Linked DNA regions of Homo sapiens: region 2 is linked to region 1. The links are chromatin loops, found by intact Hi-C in ENCODE. Cell type or tissue: PC-9. All regions are shown on one strand. Links, peaks and the distances in the headings refer to the core of each region. The heading gives the core; the rest is flanking DNA. Region 1 overlaps UBE3D (ubiquitin protein ligase E3D). Region 2 has its middle 220 kb from the start of UBE3D.

What was found. Peaks named below come from ENCODE experiments on the same cell type or tissue, not always from the same donor. Only the 100,000 strongest peaks of a DNase experiment are listed, where the experiment ranks them.
Region 2: it touches region 1 in a loop (2.8-fold over the local background); 1 of 110 quality-filtered maps calls a loop at or near these places.

What each region holds. Positions count from the first base shown.
Region 1 is chr6:82,951,165-82,954,086 of GRCh38, forward strand. All of the region lies in intron 9 of UBE3D (ubiquitin protein ligase E3D), which reads right to left. Among named protein-coding and RNA genes, the nearest start is that of UBE3D, 110 kb to the right of the region's middle. In PC-9, for the core only: no CTCF peak of the experiment used is centred there; no DNase peak of the experiment used is centred there.
Region 2 is chr6:82,841,436-82,844,357 of GRCh38, forward strand. No RefSeq gene overlaps it. Among named protein-coding and RNA genes, the nearest start is that of UBE3D, 220 kb to the right of the region's middle. In PC-9, for the core only: no CTCF peak of the experiment used is centred there; a DNase peak (open chromatin) is centred at 1,536.

The DNA of each region.
Region 1 (2,922 bases), core at 149-2,648:
TTATGTGCTTGTTATGCATTGTATGCCTGTATCAAAATATCTCATGTAACCCATAAATATATATACCTACTATGTACCCATAAAAATTAAGAATAAACAAAATAGGAATTGCAAGGATCTGAAAAAGGCAAGTGTTTGTGAAAACATCTAAAATTGTTTAGAATTCTGTCATTAACCTGGGGCTATGTCCTTAAAAATTCTATCCATACCATTTAGATAGCCTGGAGCAGCTGGTTGGAGCTGGAGTTAATGAGGTAAGATGTGGGAATAAACAGGAAGGGTTTCCTCCACTCAGGGACCAAGGCTATGAAACACTCCTTCCTTATCCTAGTTGAGTATATTTTCCAAGGAAGACTCTTCTGGAGCATTCTCAGTGAGAGTCAATCCTTAAGTTAGGGGAGAGGCAGAGTTTAGCCAGAGGGCTTAATCTACCAGTAGAACCCTTTGCCACGTTACTACTTTGGTATGCAGTGTACAGAGTGGATGAGTGCCAGTTGAAATAGAACTGGGAACAGGTACAGGGTGGGAAAGCAATGCTCAGCCAGAGGACTTCTGGGCCTCAGGCTTGATTCAGTGTGTACCAAGGAATGCCAAAGGCAGATCTTGTTCCTACTGTGCCATTCTGACCAAAGAGGCCCTGACCAAAAGGACGACCATCTAGTCTCAAAAGAAAGAGATGGTATCCTCCTGACAATCAGCCTCTAAAACTGCAGCACTACTTCTTGTGGAGGTAAGGAAGGCTGCCACTAAGAATGTACATAAGGGTCTTTAGAGATAGAACAGTGTCTCCCCATTTGTATTCTGCAAACATTAATCCCATAAAATGCCCCTAGAAAAAGTCTCCCTGCTATCAAGTACATTTGAGAAATACTGTTTACTATGTTCCTCAACTAGGAGGATCACACTACCCCTTAAGCACATGCAAGGGGCTGACAAGTCATGCCACTTAAAAACATCTTACTTTGTTTAACCAACCTTATTAAAAGAGGTTAACATTATTTAGTGGTTAAGAATAGGGGTTCTCGAGCCAGGCCTTGTACTTCATGTTCCTCTACTTATTAGCTGTGTGAGCTTGGGAATGTTGTGCACCTGTGCTCAGTTTCTGCACCTGTAAAATGTAAACAATAATATACCTTCCTTATGGAGGTATCATGAAAATGAAATGAGCTACTAAGTACCAATCACTGAGAACGGTACCTGGAAAACAGAAAGAACTAAAAAAAATTAGCTATTATAATTTATATTATTATCTGATTATTAATATCTAATTTTTTTTTTTTGAGATAGGGTCTCACTCTCACCCAAGCTGCAGTGCAGTGGCACAATCATGGCTCACTGCAGGATTGACCTCCAGGGCTCAAGCAATCCTCCTACTTCAGCCTTCTGAGTAGCTGGAGCTACAGGCATATGCCAGCACATCTGCTAATTTTTTAATTTTTTACATAGATGGTGTCTCATTATGTTGCCCAGGGTGGACCTGAACTCCTAGGCTCTAGTGATCCTCCTGCTTCAGCCCCCAAAGTGCTGGTATTACAGGTGTGAGCTACTTTGGAGCAGAGAAATGCTAAGTATAGAAAAATCCCCTCTCTACCCAAAGAGAAGTCAACATAGTCTCTGTAGCACAAAAAGCACAACTAAGAAATCAGAATTTCAGTCTCCAATATCAACTTAACATTCTTGGGTATGTGTTTCCTTATCTATAAAAATAAGATTATTAGACTAGTTATTCCTTCTAGTTGCAATAGGCCAGGATTCTAGGAAAAATACATAGTTGCCATTAAAACCAGCAGCTCTTGCCCAGTCCTGGTTCCAACCTGATTGCTTTTAAGGTTCTACCTTCCAGACATCTTACCTATATTTAAAGCTGCCATTGCAGGACTTCAGGTTAAGAGCTGGTTGCTGCCCAGCAAGATGGGTATAGAAATGGCCTTGTGCCACCTAACCCCAGAGTTCTGAAGCACACAGAGTGAAATAAACTAGCAACGGCAATGACGTCAACAGGCTGCAACTTGCCTCCTCCAGAGGACACCTCTGCACCTCTAATGCCTACTGCGTTGGTTTCTGGCACAAAAGTTGGGCATCATTCCCATATTCCCTACTGTGGTACTGTGGTCTCCAGTACCCAGAGAGTCCCATCCTATATATTGATCACTTTGCTTATCTGAATCCTGCCAGCTCTTTCTAAGGGCTGAACTCTTCTTCGAGTTTTTCTCATTTGTACAAAACACCAGGTTGCAGTTTCAATGTGGATACCCATCTGTGCTCAACTTTGCTGACATATCTTAAATCCAGACCTTATCTGTTGAGTCTAGCACTGCCCCAGCAGAGAAAGGGCTGCTGCTTCTGCCCTGAGTGTATACTGTACGTACCTCTGTGTAACCCAGCTCAGTCTTTTAGATTTCTAGAATGTCACATGGCTGTGTCCATCTGCATTTTAACTGTGCCTTCATCCACCCATCCAGCCATCTTGCCAGCCATCCAATATTTATTAACTTCTTCCTACATCCAGGCACTATACTAAGTTCTGTTGGCACAATATTGAACAAAAACAGACATTCCCCCATTCATTCAGTCAACACATATTTTAGTAGAGGAAAAAGGTGAACAAATAAATGAACAAGATCAAATAGTGGAAAGTGCTATGAAGAAAATTAAACAAGGTAAGATTACAGAGTAATGGTGATGTGAAGAAGGGGGGTCAGGTTGGGCCTCTCCTCAGAGGGGATACCTGAACTGAGACCTGAACGACAAGAAGCAGGTGGCCATGCAAAGACCTGGTGCAGAGTATTCTCCCAGTAGCAGGGAAAACAGCCAGTCCACAGATCCTACAGCCAGAACCAGCTCGTGATAAGGACAGGGAGATAGAGCCAGTGTGCCTGGAGCAGAGTGAGAGTGAGAGAGCCAGAGATGAGGTCAGAAAGG
Region 2 (2,922 bases), core at 98-2,597, 110 kb before region 1:
AGCATTTTGGCCCTTGGCAAGCAAATGACACCTGTTACCACCTCTAGGGGAGGAGTCCACTGCAGGGAGGACAGCAAAGAGCATGACAATGCCTACCACCAGGAGCAGCAGTCCCAGGATGTCACCTCACTGCATCAAGTCACCAAGAAAGCATCACCAAGAAAGACATGATTCACACAGGCGCTGAATGGAAAAACACTTTCCTCTTATAGAGAAGAAGCAGAGCAAGATCGGCTTCAAACTGGTGCCATGAACAGCAGGTCTTGCCCCACAGCCAACACAGGGAGATGGTCTGCATGGGCCCCTCTTGTGCTATAGGCAAAGGACGCTATCTCTTCCTCTGCAAGGAACAGAAATAGCAGTGCCATTGACCAGGTGTCATAGGATGAGCACACTTTACACGGAAGAAAAAAGTATACATTGAACCTGGAGCAGAAAAAGATACTCCCAAACAAGATGATATGCCCAGCACAGGCTGTGAGGGCTCCTTACCTCCATGTAGGAAAATGTGTCAGGACTGAGGCACTCTTTTATGCAGCCATGCAAGGGTCAGTATCCTGTGCATGACTGCTTTTTCCAACAGCCTTCATTCATAGGAATATACACTAGACACTGTAATCTCCTTTTGAAAAAGGAAGTAAAGGAAATGTAATTATCTCATAGTCGGTGATAGAAGTAAGTCATTATAAATATTAGGGGAATACAGTTAACCACTAGTAGTAAAGGAATCATTACTTTTGCAAATTAAGCTTTAAAAATCATGCCAGAAAGGTAGCTACAAAACTCATAATGCTTAGTAGAAATAAAATCTCAAGCTCTCCAGAAAATCTCTGCATATGTTACAGAAGTCAGAGAGACCAACAGGGAAGAAATTCTTTCACAGAGAATGATATCTCTGAGGGCATATGAGAAGACATCAGCTCTACCCTTGGCTAATACATGAATCCTTCTGAAACTTGCCTTCCACATCTTCCTGAAGTGTCAAACTTCAGTGACGGCAAGTGTATGCCACTAAGTTGACTGGTTTCATTTTCAGGTAGATTCCAAAATCAAGTTATACAAATTAAGACTAAAATACTCCATGATAATTTGCATTTTTGTAAACAAATGGTTAATCAATAATAACTGTGAATTGAGGAGATGAATATTACCTATAAATGATGGGTGCCTTCTTGTTACTTAAAAGGGCGGTATAGAGTATAGAAGTTAGAGCATAAGTTCATGCTCAATGTTGGGCAATTATTTCACCTCTCAGAGCCTCATTTTCTGCTCTTATAAAATGGAGATATTTATAGTCTGTACCTCATAGAGTCATTGTAGGGGTTAAATGAATTAATACATGTCGAGTGCTTAGGATGCTATCTGACACACAGCAAGTTCTATATAAAAGTTAGCTGTTGGCTGGGTATAGTGGCTCGTGTCTGTAATCTCAGCACTTTGGGAGGACAAGGGGGGTGAGTCACTTGAGGCCAGGAGTTAGAGACCAGTCTGGCCAACATGGTGAAACCCCATCTCTACTAAAACCACAAAAATGAGCCGGACATAATTGGTGCGTGCCTGTAATTCCAGCTACTCTGGAAGCTGAGGCAGGAGAATTGCTTGAACTCTGGAGGCTGAGGCTGCAGTGAGCCGAGATGATGCCACTGCCCTCCAGCCTGGGTGACAGAGCGAGACTTTCTCTTGGAAAAAAGTTAGCTGTTACATTAAGTAAAGGCAGTTACTGGTTTTTAGCCATCTCTTTTTTACTCTCTGTCACATTCCACTCAGATCTAACAGTTTTGATTTGTATTTCCCTAATGAGTAATTCATTATGCTATATTGGACATCACATTCACCCCCTTCACCCCTGACAACCTCTCACTCCTTCATGGCACAGCCATTCTCTGAGTTACCCAGAAGCAAAGCCTATTGATTCTTCCCTTTCTCACTTCTCTTGCAATTGGAGTTTCTACATTCTGAAATCTAACTTTGGTTATGGTTCTTGCATTTTTCCCCATTGCCATCACTAACACTGAGCTTAAGCACTTGTCAATTAATAATCTATTAACTTGGCTATTCTGCTTTCTTCATCCACCCCCATTTGTTTATACCCTGATGCCAGGTTAAATTTTATTTTTATTTTAATCACAGCTTTGTTGAGATATTCACATTCCATAAGGCTAAAACTTTTGAAGCATATCATGCAATGGTTGTTAGTATTCACAGACTTGTGCAACCTTCACCATTATCTACTTACAGAATATTTTCATTACCCTAAAAAGAAAGCTCAGACACATAAGCAGTCACTCCTCATTTTCCCTTTCCCCCAGCCACACAATCCCTAATCTACTTTCTATTTCTATGAAGTTGCCTAATCTGGATATTTCATATAAATGAAATCATATAATATGTAACCTTTGTGTCTGTTTTTTTTCAGTTAGCATAAAGTTTTTAAGGTTCATCCATATCATGGCATATATCAATACTTCATTCCTTTTTGTCACCAAATGCTATTCCATGATATGAATATAATCACATAGCATTTATCCATTCATCAATTGATGGACATTTGGGTTGTTTCCATATTTTGCTATTGTCAATAATATTGCTACGAGCATTTGTGTACAAGCTTTTGGATGAACATCTGTTTTCAATTCTCATGGGTATATATCTAGGAGTAGAATTGCTGGATTATATGGTAACTCTTATGTCGACCTTTTTGAGGCACTTCCACTGTTTTTGAATGCAGCTGCATTATTTTACATTCCCACCAAAATATATGAGGGTTCTACCTTCTCTGTCCTCGTCAACACTTGCTATTATCCATCTTTTTATTATAGCCATCCTAGTGGATATGAAGTGTTATCTAACAGTTTTGATTTGTATTTCCCTAATGAGAAATTCATTGTGCTATATTGGACATTATTTTTTGTATATATTTTT